Linked DNA regions of Homo sapiens: region 1 is linked to region 2. Evidence: chromatin contacts called from ENCODE Hi-C or POLR2A ChIA-PET data. All regions are on one chromosome and are shown on one strand. Each heading gives the region's core, a stretch centred on a gene start or an enhancer-like site at or near the end of the contact. The rest is flanking DNA. Distances are from core to core; before and after follow the strand shown. Region 1 overlaps KLHL29 (kelch like family member 29). Region 2 has its middle 33 kb from the start of KLHL29.

The links. A loop is a pair of places that touch in the nucleus more often than their neighbours do. ChIA-PET counts read pairs that join two places held with the same protein, here RNA polymerase II (POLR2A). Pooled maps may share reads with other maps.
Region 1: a loop to region 2 is called in a map of naive thymus-derived CD4-positive, alpha-beta T cell, with 6 times the contacts of the local background. The contact joins two enhancer-like sites. A Hi-C loop is called at or near these places in 1 of 168 maps with a recorded cell type or tissue (naive thymus-derived CD4-positive, alpha-beta T cell), 3 of 37 single-sample maps with no recorded cell type and 10 of 50 pooled maps. POLR2A ChIA-PET finds 5 or more read pairs at or near these places in 2 of 52 experiments (K562 and PC-3).

The regions. Positions count from the first base shown.
Region 1 is chr2:23,399,616-23,406,649 of GRCh38, reverse strand. The region is part of intron 1 of KLHL29 (kelch like family member 29); the gene reads right to left. Among named protein-coding and RNA genes, the nearest start is that of LINC02923, 16 kb to the right of the region's middle. RefSeq lists an enhancer at 1,716-2,297. Within about 2 kb of position 2,074, at least 16 of the 41 ENCODE cell types and tissues checked have a DNase peak (open chromatin) inside an H3K27ac peak, as active enhancers do.
Region 2 is chr2:23,348,644-23,355,524 of GRCh38, reverse strand. No RefSeq gene overlaps it. Among named protein-coding and RNA genes, the nearest start is that of KLHL29, 33 kb to the left of the region's middle. Within about 2 kb of position 3,589, at least 15 of the 41 ENCODE cell types and tissues checked have a DNase peak (open chromatin) inside an H3K27ac peak, as active enhancers do.

The DNA.
Region 1 (7,034 bases), core at 825-3,324, 53 kb before region 2:
GAAATTGTGAACCAAAATGATATAAAAAGAACTATCCACCAGAGAGTTACAGTAGGAAAAAAAATACATCTGATGGGAATGGCATGCAGGCAGGATGGGATAAATGAAGCCATCCGGAAGTGATGTTTAAGAGTAATTTTCAATTACATGAGGCAATGTGTGTTGTATACTAAAGTAAAAAAGCAAGATGCAAAATTTCATGTGCAACATGGTCCCAACTAATGTGAAAATGCAAAGCAAAAGACTGGAGGACAATATGATAAAATATTAACAATCATCTCTAGATAATATGTGTGTTTTCTTTTCTTTTTTTTTTTTTTTTGAGATGGAGTCTTGCTTTGTCGCCCAGGCTGGAGTGCAGTGGTGTGATCTTGGCTCACTGCAACCTCTGCCTCCTGGGTTCAAGTGATTCTCCTGCCTCAGCCTCCCGAGTAGCTGAGATCACAGGTGCCCGCCACCATGCCCGATTAATTTTTGTATTTTAGTAGAGACGGGGTTTCATCATGTTGGTCAGGCTGGTATCGAACTTCTGACCTCAAATGATCCGCCTGCCTTGGCCTCCCAAAGTGGTAGGAGTACAGGCGTGAGCCACCACGCTCAGCCTAGACAATATATTTATTAGAGATTATTACTTTGTTGTTATACCTGAACATTTTACACAATGGATGTTGCCTTTTACTACCAAAACCTGTTCCACATTAACTTTCAAAAATGTGTATATCACCCACTATAATCCTACAACCCTCTTCCTTACACCTACCCATCCTTTAAGGCCAAGTTCAAAATTCATTTCCCCCATGAAGCCTTCCTGGATTTGCCCAGCCCATTCTGCTTGACCTCCAAAACCATGTGCTCAAAGTAAAGCCTTGACTCCTGGCTTCAGAAACTCTCACAACGGCATTGTAGCTCTTGGGCTGAGCTCCTTACCAAGTATCCTAGAACCCCTAGGATGGGGAGCAAACCATCTCCTGCTCGAGTCTTGTGTGTTGTGGTTGGGAGCTGAGCTTGCAGAACTGGTGCCAACATTGTTGGTCCTCATGGTTGGGGAAGGCATGGACAATGTCATCAGCAGGATCTGTGGAACTGGATGCCAGCCCCTGACCAGAACCAGTCCCTGATGAAGTTCTCATAGGCCATGGAAAAGGAGAAAACCTCAGATAATGCAGCAAATTTTCCAAAACACTAAACGTATTCAACTGCCCTCTATTCAGGGATTACATCTTTCCTACTTTTTGGTGTTAAAACATGCATTGTTTTGTCAAATGATGAGGTGATGAGTAGATGGTAATTTTTAAATGTCATTTTACAAACTAACAACTGGCCACATCTCAATTCCCCGGTTTCCATCATGTTTCATGGTCCGTAAAATAATAAACAATATAACTAACTTTTTTAGAAAAAATGGAGTTGAAAAAAAGGTATTACCTTTATAATCCAAACAATATTGGTATGGATTGAACAAAATTAGAATATTTGTTATGCATGAGAGAAGTATGCCTAATTATCCAATTAAAATAGCTACCTTTCCTTATCCCAGTTATTTTTCCTTATAACATTTATAATTATCTAAATCATACTCCAGTATTTGTTCTCCTTTTTTATGCCAAGTCTTCCTGTGGAGGATGTGTGTTCCACGAGGACAGGATCTGAGTCTGGCTCAAGCTGACACACAGTAGGTACTCAACAAATATGTGTAACATACATAAAGGAAAGAACTTGGACCTAGAGAAGGTGTCTTAAAATATGAGATTCAAGTTTCATGGAAGTTATGGATGGGGTCGACAATATACTAGCATGTGGAACTGTCTGTCTGGAGAAAACTCCTGCAAAGGATTCCTTTGGTCCCCAGTCATTCTGGGAATAAGACATAAAAAGAGAGTAGGTAAACACAGAGGGCAGATTCCTGGCCGGAAGTGTTGGCTTACAGGCTCGGCAGGACGTATTAAGTGGAAGCATACATACAACTCAATTGCAAGCAGCTCTCCACTTCCTGCTCTGCAGAACACTCTCCTTCCCCCAGGCCTCTCAGCTTCCCTTTAGAAAACAAATCGTTTTTACAGTAGTTGATGAGAAAATGCCCTCTTGTGGGCGTGACAGTGGACCACCTCGATCATGTCACGGATTTCTGAAAATGTGGTTATTCCAGAGAATTCCTTCACGAGATTTAAAGGATTTCTTTTTTTTAAATCTCAAACATCAATGCTTTGTTAAAGCAAAAATACATTTTCTAAGAGGCCATTAAACAGTCCTCAATTCACTTCGGCGTGTCTAACTTAGCAATGCAAGTTCTGATTATCTTAAACAGCATCATCACAAAGATAATTATTCTCCTTTCTAAATTTTTGTACGATTTGCTAATGACTGAGTGATTTTTTTTTTAATAGTCATCGCCCAGAATCTGCCTCTTTTTCTGCTCCCAGGGAACCATCACCTGAGATTGACGGGCAGCAATTGAAAATAATAAAATTATGTAAGATGAGCTTGTAATCACCAGCATTTCACAGGAAGCAAAACGCATTTCGTTCTGGCTGAGGAACAGAAAGTTTCTTCCTCATTTTAAATCTGTATCAGAGGTAAAGCCTTCTATTAAAACACAATTCTCTGTACACTTACAGCCTCTGGCAGGCTGCCAAGGAGACTATCATGGAACCACCGCTGCAGAGAAGTAGGCAGTCAAAGGCATCGAGGATTGCTCCTGAGAAAGGATGCAAAGTCTCCAGAATTCTTGGGAGGGCTCTGCCCACAGCTACCCCCCACCTCTTCTGGCCAGGCCTCCCTCCTCAAATGCAAACACATATGCACACACACGCACACACGCTCTTTTTCTGGGAGAGGCATGGCAAAAATAAACACTGAGAAAATTCTTCCCTGTCTTTTGCGCCTGCACACACACACACACACACACACACACACACACACACACTCTCTCTCTCTCTCTTTGGGTTTCATCTTCCCCTTTCTTTTCTCTTTTGGATGTATTATTGTTTTCATCATCATTATTATTAATAAATTGCAAACTCTGCAGTCCAGGACCTGGTTAATTGCACCTTTTTGCTGCATGTAATTTACAGGTACATGTGACCACTTGGGGGCACAGTTATTTGAGAATGCTGGCACTGGCATTCAATAAGGTATGCTTTTAAGGTTTGAAGCCTGCTTTAAGAAAGCCCCAAATCTTGACTCTTACTGGAGCCCCAGCATGGAAGAGAATCCTGAGAATTATTCCTTTAAGGTGAGTCTGAGATTCATTATGAGGGACATTTTTATATGGGATTATACAAAACCATTTGGTTCCTTTCCCATTTTAAAAACTGGTAGTTTAAAAATTTCTTCTACATGGCGGCCTGTCCTTTTTCTGTTTTCATCAGTCTTAATGTCAGCATGGACGTAAACACATACTGCTCACTATGGGATGGGGACGGGCATGGCAAAATTAACTTTCCTATGATAGTTAATTCTTTTGCCTTGTTAGGTAAATTTTTATCTTTCCCAATATGAAAAATACGCTTATTATTTTAAAAACCAGAAAATGTTATGGTAGAAAGATGACCACTGTTAATATTATGGCACATTTTCAGCCTTTTTATCTATGTTCTTTGTTTTCATATACTTGACATTATAGTGTACACTATATATATAGTATAGTACGTCTACAGTGAAAACTATATGTATATATACATATAAGATATATATACATACACATATAAGATTATATATGATATATAAGATATATACACATACATAGATTTAAAGAAATCAGGGATACATATGTATATGTACATATATATACACACACATATATAAGAAATCAGGGACACACATGTATTAATTAAGTTTCCTTATTAATTAAAAACTATTCTCTCAAATAACCAAACTTACAGTGAAATCACTGAAGAAACTTTGTTCTCAATATCCATAGAAATGTTTTATATTTTTCCCATGGTTTTCTCATCAGCAGAAAGGCAAGGAGGGTTATTTACACCACTTTTCCCCAACCCTCCTGCAGTGCCCAAACACACCTGTGAGGACAGGTTCTGCCCCAAGACAAGCCAGGCTGTTCAGTTCACAGCTGGGCAGAGCAGTCTGCTGGGGGATGCCAGGGAGATACAAACCCACGGGAGAGAGGGGGAAGGATGGGGGCGCTGGGACTCGGATTGCATGGCCTGGGCTTTCACCAGGGGCCCCTAGGCCCAAGGACCTAGATAAGCACACACTAGGTTAGTGTCCTGGAAAGATTCTAATCCGGTGTGTGGGAAAATGGAGCAAAGTTTATCTTTTCTGGCTCAGATTCAGATGCACAGTCATTTCACACCCCGGTGAAGGAATCCTTTATTGAGCCACACATTTTAGGAAATCACCCTTATTTCCATAGGACAATAGTCAACACTGAGAGGGTGAAAATCCACAGGGTTTGCATTTTCCACCCGGGACAGTGTGAAACAGCACTGGGCTCTTAGATGACCCCTCACCCAGACGGCCCTCCCATCCCCTCCTCCTGCCGGTCCTCGATGCTCTTCCCACGTCTGGGCTGCTGGGATTCCAGTTCTGGCTCTGCCCCTGACTGGCAAGCCTCAGGTATGGTAATTCTCTTTTTCTGCCCCTCGACTGTTGAAAGTGCAAAATGTGCCCAGCACTGGCCTAGATCCTTAGAGGAAAATCAACAACAGAATATAAATAAAAGGTGAGGTGATCATTTTCCACAGGAGCACATGGTCAAGTCAGCTGGGGACTCCCACGCAGCCCTGAAGCAGTTACCTCGAGAACTTGCATCAGGCAATCCTCAGAGATGTGGGGACTGCTCCCTACAAAGCTGCAAAGGACAGGCAGGATCTGAACCTGGCAGAGCCTTCTAGAGAATGAAGAGGAGAGATGGAAGCTGAGGGTAGCCTCAGTCCAGCCGGACAGAGGCTCCTTGGACCAGCAGATAGTCCCTCTGCTCAGCAATGCACCTTCCTGCCCCTCCCACTACTTCAGGCAGGAGCAGATCGCTTCCTCTGTCCCAGGTCTCCTGTGCCTACATGTGAGCGGGCATAACGCGTCAGGCCCTGACTTGCTGAGATGGGCTCCACACTCCATGTCTCTGTCATGTGAGCCTCTAAACTGAGGCTCTGATGACTACATAGCCCTCGGCTCCTGTATAGGCTCAGACACCATAGCAGTGCCGCCAACCTCATTCAGAGATGAATTCAGAAGAAGTCCTTTAGAAATCACAGGTGCATGTCCAAGCTGGGCCTTGCAAGCTTACCTCTCCCAGGTGAAGGTCAATTGTTAGCTGTCAGTGACCTGGTGGACTTAGGGTGGGGACCGGGGGTGTATAGAGTACGGTTTCTGAATGGAGAGAGGGAAACCGGCATAAATACTTTTTCTCTTGGAGGGCCCCCAAATTCTGTCTGCTTCATGAGGTTCCCCAGTGACCACAGCCCACCCTGATCAGTCTGTCCTGTCTCCACAGGTCTCTACTGTAGAGCAACAGTTGAAGTTGTCACCCACACACTCTCAACTTGCATTATCTATGTCATGACATGAGGTACTGCCCAGAAACGGGGCAGCAGAGGAAACTGACCTCAGGTGAAACTGGCTTTCACACGGATAAATTTGTCCATGTTACTGGAAGGCAGGAATTACCCTCCCACCTCCAACAGGCCTATGAAGGCAGACATGGGACAACAAAGGTATTCTTGATGCTATCATATGAGGTAGCTACGCTCCAAGAGATTAACTTGCCTATGATTGCATCATGTCCAGGTAGCCAGCTAGTGTTTGAGCCCAGATCTATTTGCAACAAAGGTGTAGCTTTCCCCCTCCCATACCACTTAGAGACAAGATCTTGCTATAGCACTCAGGCTGGAGCGCAGTGGTGCAATCTTGGCTCATTGCACCCTTAACCAGGAGGTTAATCCTTCTGCCCCTGCCTCCCAAGTAGCTGGGACTATAGGCGTGTACCACTACATCTGGCTAATTTAACATTTTTTTTTTTTGTAGAGATGGGGTCTCACTATTATATTTCCCAAGTTGACCTTTATTAACTCCTGGTTTCAAGCAACGCTCCCACCTTGGCCTCCCAAAGTGCTAGGATTACAGGTGTGAGCCACGGTGCCCAGCTGCATGGCTCTGCATTAGGCCTCACCATGTCATGAGATAAGATACTGCCCAGCATTGGGGAAATGAGGAGACACTGACCTCAGTGTTGGACTCAGAGGCTACAAACTCACCCAAGAATGGGTCACAGCAGAGAGAGCCAAGTCACTGGAAAGATGGAAAAGCTGTGGTGCTTCAGTCCCAGACTAATGGCTTTAATGTGGCTAAAGAGCATCTCAACCAGCCTCAAGGCTTCAATCCAGAAAGGAAGAGGCCAAGCTGGGGACAGGCCACCCAAACCCTGCCTGGGGCAGGGGCCGCTCTACTCCTCCACCTCCACCCTAGCCCCCTTGGGTATCTGATCACATCTGCAGGTGGCCGTCGGAGCTGGGGAAGGGTGTGGCAGCTATCACAGCTCAGGGACGTCAACCTGTTAAGGCCATCTGTCCACTTCCTGTCCCTAGTGCTGAGTCACCAAAAAAGCAAAACCCCCAGCACCGAAAACTTGAAGTGTGGCAAGCTCACTCTGCCGGGACACTCCCCAGTGGTCAGCTGACATCTTCACTCACTGTCAGCGGTCTCCAAACCACAGTGCCATCTCAATGTCCACCCACAGGAGAATGGATGCACAAACTGTATGGGATGGAGTACTAGTTAGCAGTAGAGTTAACTCCAGGGACACGCATCAGCACAGGTCAACAGCAGACGGCAGGCTGAGCAAGACCAGCAGGGCACACAAGAGTGCACACTGTGAGTTTCTGTCTACAAGAACATCGAGAACAGGCATAAACCCATGATGACTGACATCAGAAAGTGGTTGGAAAGAAGATGGGGGTTGACCAGAAGAGGGCAGGAGGGAACTTTCTGGGGTGATGAAAGTTACACAGGTTCATCATGCAGTTACACAGGTTCACAATTATTGAAACTCAGTGAACTGAACACTTGAGGCTGTAGAT
Region 2 (6,881 bases), core at 2,340-4,839:
ATCTCTCGCCTTCTTAAATAGTCTTGAGAGCATCACTGCAGTCTGCATTGGTGGTTGGTAGTGGTTGTGCCACAACAACATTTCTGCTGCAGTGGTAGCCTGTTGACAGACAATCTAACTGCTGGATCGGAACATTTCTTCCCATGTTGGGGGCTAACTCCCTTGCTGACCCGAGTGTAGCTGCCTGCCCAAGTCTCCTTCTTTCCCAGTTCCTGGACCACACCCGGCTCTTTTTCACCCTGGAGCTCTTGCTCATGCCATTCCTTGCGCCATAAATATCATCCTCCCTCTGACCACATGGCTGGCTCCTTCTTAAGAGTCTCAACTTCCAAGTCACCTCCTTGCTGGGGCTTCCCTGACCACTCATGTGAGCATGTTCTCTGCCCACTTTGAGGTTCCTCATTGCATCTCCTTCTTCCTTTTCCTTGTAGCACTTCACATTTTGGAAGGACTGAGTTGTCCACTTGGTGAGGGCCTGGCTCCTTGGGGGTCATGAGTGCTGTTTTGTGTATCTGTGTGGGCATGCATGGAAACAAAGCCATAACTGACTGGAGAAAACGTGGCTCCATCAAACTCATTAATTTACACACACCAAAAGGCTAGACTCATCTGGGATTTTTTTTCTCCCTCCAAACGGGCAGAACTGGCTTATTGATTTGGTACCTGGGAAGATCGCTTCATAAGCTTCAAAGATCTTCCCAGGTGATCTCCTCCATAACCAAGCCTGCAAATGTCACTCTGATTCTGACAGTCCCTAATTTGCATCTCCAGGAAGGCCTCCTCTCAGCGCTTTAGCCTCTTATATCCAGTGGCCTGCTCGGCAGCTGCATGCGGGTGTTGCACACACGACTTAAGCCAGGTGTGTCTCTAATAGAACTCTGGATCTTTCTCCAAACCCATTCCATTCTTTCCACCTCAGTAGTTGGTGCAGTCTTTTATCTAGTTCCATAAACTAAAATCTGGAAGCTGTCTGTGATGCCTCCCTCTTCTTTAGGTTTTTTTCCTGCCCCATAAGCAATTTCCCAGGTAGTCTGGTTCTTTTTACTTCCACCATATATGTTGAGTCTCCTCACTTCTCTCCAACTTGACCGCCATCCCATAGAGGCATCCCTTCTGGACACACGAAATCCTCCCAGCAGGGTTTCCTGTGTCTTCTTTTGCTTTTCAATTCAGTCTCCACACAACAGTCATTTCAAAACTTAAATCGATTCTCATTACTCTCCTTTCCAAAACTTCTCATTGAATTCCTATTGTACTTGAGTAAAATTCCAGCTCCCTGTCTTGATCCATGAGGCATCCGTGGATCTCTGCGACCCTGTCTTGTGCCTCCTGCCCTTTCCCCACAGTCGAGCCTCGATGCTTTTCCCTGTTCCTGGACCACACTAGGCTCCCTTTCACCCTGGAGCTCTTGCTCATGTGATTCCCTGTGCCATAAATATCATCCTCCCTCTGACTACATGGCTGGCTCCTTCTTAGGGTCTCAACTTCCAAGCTACCTCCTTCCTGGGGCTTCCCTGACCACTCATGTGAGCATGTTCTCTGCCTTCTTTGAGGTTCCTCATCGCAGCTCCCTCTTCCTTTTCCTTGCAGCACTTCACATTTTGGAAATACCAAGTTGTCCGCTTGGTTAGGGCCATGCTCCCTCCTTGGATCCTGTGTTCCAAAGGGCAAGTCTGTATTTGTCTTATCCACCATGATACCCCAAGCGATCGAGACTATCCTGGCCAACATGGTGAAACTCCATCTCTACTAAAAATACAAAAATTAGCTGAGTGTGGTGGCGTGTGCCTATAGTCCCAGCTACTTGGTTGGGAGGCTAAGGCAGGAGAATCGCTTGAACCCGGGAGGCAGAGGTTGCAGTGAGCCAAGGAAGCTCAATATTAAATATTAATGTCCATATGAATAGTGTAAGATTTTATTATGTCTTTACCATTTTTATGATAGACTACCCCAGATCCTCTTTGGAAGCAGGGAAAGCTTCAAACAATTTTTTTAATATCATAAAAATAAAATTATTCATAATTCCAAAAAGTGGAAACAACCCAAATGTCTATCAACTAATGAGGGGAAAAATAACATGTACAGGTTGCAGTGAGCCGAGATTGCACCACTGCACTCTACCCTGGAGACAGAGTGAGACTCCATCTCAAAACAAAACAAAAAACAAAAAAACCCATGTATTTATCACATAATATTTGGCAATAAAAATAAATAGAGTACTGATACATGGACACCATGGAAGAACCTTGAAAACATTCTGCTAAGTGAAAGAAGCCAGTCACAAAACAACATAGATTGTAAGATTCCACTTTATGAAATGTCCAGAATAGGCCAATCCAGAGACAGAGAGTAGATAAGTGGTTGCCTAGGGCTGAGGGGTTTGGAGGGAATGGGAAGCGACTGCTAGTGGATGTTTGGAGGTAATGAAAATGTTCTGAAATGGTGTTGATGGATGTGCAACTTTTTGAATACACTCAAAACCACCGACTTGTATTTTATTCTATTTTATTTTCTGAGACAGAGTTTTGCTTTTGTTGCCCAGTCTGGAGCGCAATGGTGCAATCTCGGTTCACCAAAACCTCCGACTCCATGGTTCAAGCGATTCTCCTGCCTCAGCCTCCCAAGTAGCTGAGATTACAGGCATGTGCCACCACGCCAGGCTAATTTTGTATTTTTAGTAGAGACGGGGTTTCTCCATGCTGGTCAGGCTGCTCTCGAACTCCCGACCTCGGGTGATCTGCCCGCCTCGGCCTCCCAAAGTGCTGGGATTACAAGCGTGAGCCACCATGCCCAGTCGACTTGTATTTTAAATGGGTAAATTCTAATGATATGTGAATTATATTTCAGTGAAACTGTTACAATTAAAATTAATTAATTAATGGAGTTAAGAGCACCCTTGCTCTCTGAAGACAGATAGACTGGCTAAACAGACCAAGGAGATTGGCTTTGTGTCAAATGCCCACTTTGATTAGGGTCCATCCTCCCTCTCTTTCCCCTTCCCTCTCTTCCTCCCTCCCTTAAATGTTTCTCAGCATTCTTCAGGACTCTGGACCAGAGACGGATTAGACTTAGCCTTTATCCTCAAGCAACTAAGTTTAGTTGGGGCAGGACAGGGTGGAACAAAGGGAGGAGCACGGTGAAGACCTCATGGAGCTCCCTGGGTGCAGGCAGAGCCTCCCGGGGATTCTGGTGAAGAACTCTCTGTGTGGAGAAACATCTTTTGTAACAGCAAATACTGTTTTATTTCTTCATTCTTATATGAATTCAATAGACAATTACTGTGCGGGTTGCTGGGGTACAGAGATGCGTAAGAACATGTGTCCCCAAAGAATGGGGTGGAGGGCACAGGAGCCAACCATGGAATCCTAGCAGGGGTGTCAGAGGCTGAAGAAGGTCCAGAGGGGACCGCGCAGGGCAACCGGCCAGGCTTCCTGGGAAGTCAGTGCTGGAAACAGGAGACTGTGCTCGGCTTGGTGAAGCAGCTCCGAGCCTGTGATTTGTCTGTAGACAGCTCGGTTCGGGTGAGCCCCAGGGCTTTCCTGACTGTTACCGGCCTAATCAAGGCAGAAGGCAGCGTGGTGACCTCCCTCCCAGGCGCCAGGATGCAGCTGTGAAGGCCTGGCTGGGAATTGCTTTGAGGCCGGAGGGGGGTCTCCTCCCCCGACACCCGACAGCCCCTCTTCCATGGCCACAGGGGAGTTGCTGAGCAGATCTCCCCTCCCCGGGAGAGGAGGGCAGGCTGCGTGGCCCTGGCAGGAGAGCATGCGGCAGGCGAGCCTCCGGCCGCAGAGATGCCGGGCTCTGTGCGAGACGTTTGCCGCTAGAGGGAGTGCCACGTCGTTCTCCGTCCCCACCACGGACTCCCAGGGCCGCAAACGAGTTTGGGCGGAAGCCAGGGCTTTGGGGCTTCCTGGGAAACTCACTGTCTTTGCCTTTGTCCTCTCCATTTTGAGATTTCTCAGAAGAAGCTGGACCTAAGAATGCTTCGCATAGTTTGGCAGAATTTGCGGAGCCTGTTCCAGCCGCGTGGGTCTGGAATCCGGGATGCGGTCTCTGGCCTGTGCAACCCCTGTTTAACCCGGGGCTGGCCTCTGGAGGGCAGGGAGGCTGGGAGCAGAGAGAAGCACTCAAGGACCTGAGAAATGTAGAAGGTCTTGGATTTGTTTCCCTGTGTGCAGTCCCCTCTGGCCCTCAGAGCTGCAAAGGACAGACCCCTGGGTTCTGGGCAGGGGCTCAGCTCTGGGATTCGTTCAGTGCTTAAAAGGAGGGAAGGGAACTCAGGAATAAGAACGATCAGGCTGGCAGGACATGCAGCTGTTGTCAGAGACCTGGAAACACATGGGCCAGTGGAGCTGATGGGCCCCGTGGGGTGGGTGGGTGGCAGCATCCAACTGGTCAAGAATGGCTCTGCTGTGGCTTCCTCAGCATGGCCCTGTAAAGAGAGCAGAAGATGACTGTGGATGGCCCCAATTTCTGACATGAGAGGCCCTCACTGGCTCAGGTCGGGCTGGCCTCCTGAGGTGACTGGAGGATGGCTGCCACCTTTGGTGTCGGGACTAAGACTGGAAAAGTGGCGGGTCCAGAGAAAAAGCCCAGGCCCACAGCTTCCGCTGACGTGGCAACTATGCTTTTGGACTGCATCCTGGACCTCTTTTGACCAGGCCCTGTGAAGGGTTGCAGGAGGTTCAAGGCCCCTTTATCTCTCTAGCATTGACTCTTGGGTCTGGGCAACAGACCACCCTTTGCAACCTCTGGGCCCAGGCAGCAGGTGTGCAGGTGAGTGCAGCAGGGGCTTGGCAGCCGGTCACAGCTCCCCACCGAAGCTGCGGGAAGCCGGCGGTGCACCATCTGCAGTGGAGCAGGTCAGAGTGGGCCTGCTGAGGCTCCTGTCACTGCTGCGGTTAATGCTGCCGATTACCATGGTTACCCGGAGGCTGGAAGCTCTGACAGTCAAAGGCAGAGCAGGAGAAGGATGTCCTCTCCCTGCTCTGAGCCACATGGCTGCCTCTCAGTCTCCCTGGGTGGGCAGGATTCTTCTGGAAAATAAAAGTGCCTGGACCAGAGACGTTGTCCTGCCGGGGTTCAGCTGATCCAAGCATCATCCATCCCCAAGTGCCGGGGGCCTTCAGGGAACCCTGTTCTGAGCACATTCAGTGGGGAGGCGGGAGGCAGAAGGGGATTCTGGGCCTTGTGTTTGCTTTGCTCAGTCTTGGAAGGATAGAGAAAGGGAAGAGAAGATGCTAGTCTGGGCCTTAGGGAACTCTGAGTCAGAGGAAGGAAGCAGTTCGCGAGCTGGGTGGTGGATTCAGTATCGACTCCTGAGGATCTAGGAATGGCTTTCTGGTCCTGTGCCTACAGTGGCAGCTTGGGGCTGTGACTGTACCCTCTCCAAATAGGGCACTGGCCAGGGAGTCAGGACACCTGCTTTGCCAGTCATTGTGGGCTCCAGCTCCCGCTGGGTCCTGGTTTCTCCATCTGCAAAATGGGGTTAATGATTACTAATCCCCCACCTATTTCAAGTCTGTGGGGAGAATTTTTTAAACGAATAATTTTGTGCATTGAAATGAGCCAGCAGATTTCAAGTCTTTGGAGAAAAGGCCTTATTTATTATTATCATCAACTCATTGAGCAGAAATTCTGTTTATCTCCTTTACTGCCTCTTCGGTGCTGCATGAACTGAGAGCGATATCACCTCTGCAAGATGACGGGGCCCTGCACAGCTGTCCAGACCCCAATGCTGGGGAGTCCCGGGACCTGGAGAGGCCAGGTGGGGCTTCATCTGAGCTCCAAGGGGACATGGGGATCAGAGGGGAAAAAATGGGACAGGTACTTCAGGTGCAAATGCTCCTGCAGAAGTCTGAAGATTCTCAAACAGGGTGCCTAGCCTGGAGGGGAGGAGCTGGGGAGAAGGAAGCGGGGGAGGTGGGCAGAGAGTCTGCCTGGGGGCCAAGGGGCCTGGTTTCGAAGCTTTTTCTTTGGTGCGTTATCATTATTCTTTAAAACTGAGAAAATATGAATATACATAAAAAAGGGAATGAAGAAAAAATTAAATTAGTTATATCAAATTAATAACATTTTGACACTGAGTTTCAGTACAGTTTCTAATATGGAAGGTCTTTATAAGTATTGAAAGGAATGAATGAACTCAGAAGAGGATAAACCGTTGGTAAATATCTGCCAGACATTTCCCCCTTCTGTATATATGCACACATAAATACTTGTTATATTAATATATAAGATACTTTTTTTTTTTGAAATCGGGTCTTGCTTTCTCACCCAAGCTGGAGTGCAGTGGTGCAATCATGGCTCACTGTAACTTCCACCCCCTGGGCTCAAACAGTCATCCTACCTCAGACTCTTAAGTAGCTACAGGTGCACACCACCACTCCTGGATTATTTTTAAAATATTTTTATTAGAGATGAGGCTTTGCCATGTTGCCCAGGCTGGTCTGAAACTCCTGGGTTCAAGCCATTTGCCCACCTTGGCTTCCCAAAGTGCTGGGATTACAGGCGGCCTATATCATGTACTTTTAACGATAGGATTACGCTGCAACAGGCTCTCCTGAATCTGTGGTTTTGATTTCTGAAGTTTCAGTTACTGACTGTCAACCATGGTCTGAAAATAGTTGAGTTCTGTACAATAAGATATTTTGAGAGAGAGGGTGCATTCCCATAATTTTTATTATACTATATTATTGTAAATATCCTATTTCATTATTATTGTTAATCTCTCACTGTGCCTAATTTATAAACTAAACTTTATCATAGGCATGTATGTATAAGAAAAAGCTGTGTGTGCATACGGTTTATTACTATTTGCAGTTTCAGGCATCTACTGGGGCGCTTGGAACGTATGCCCCGCGGATAAGGGGGGTCTGCTG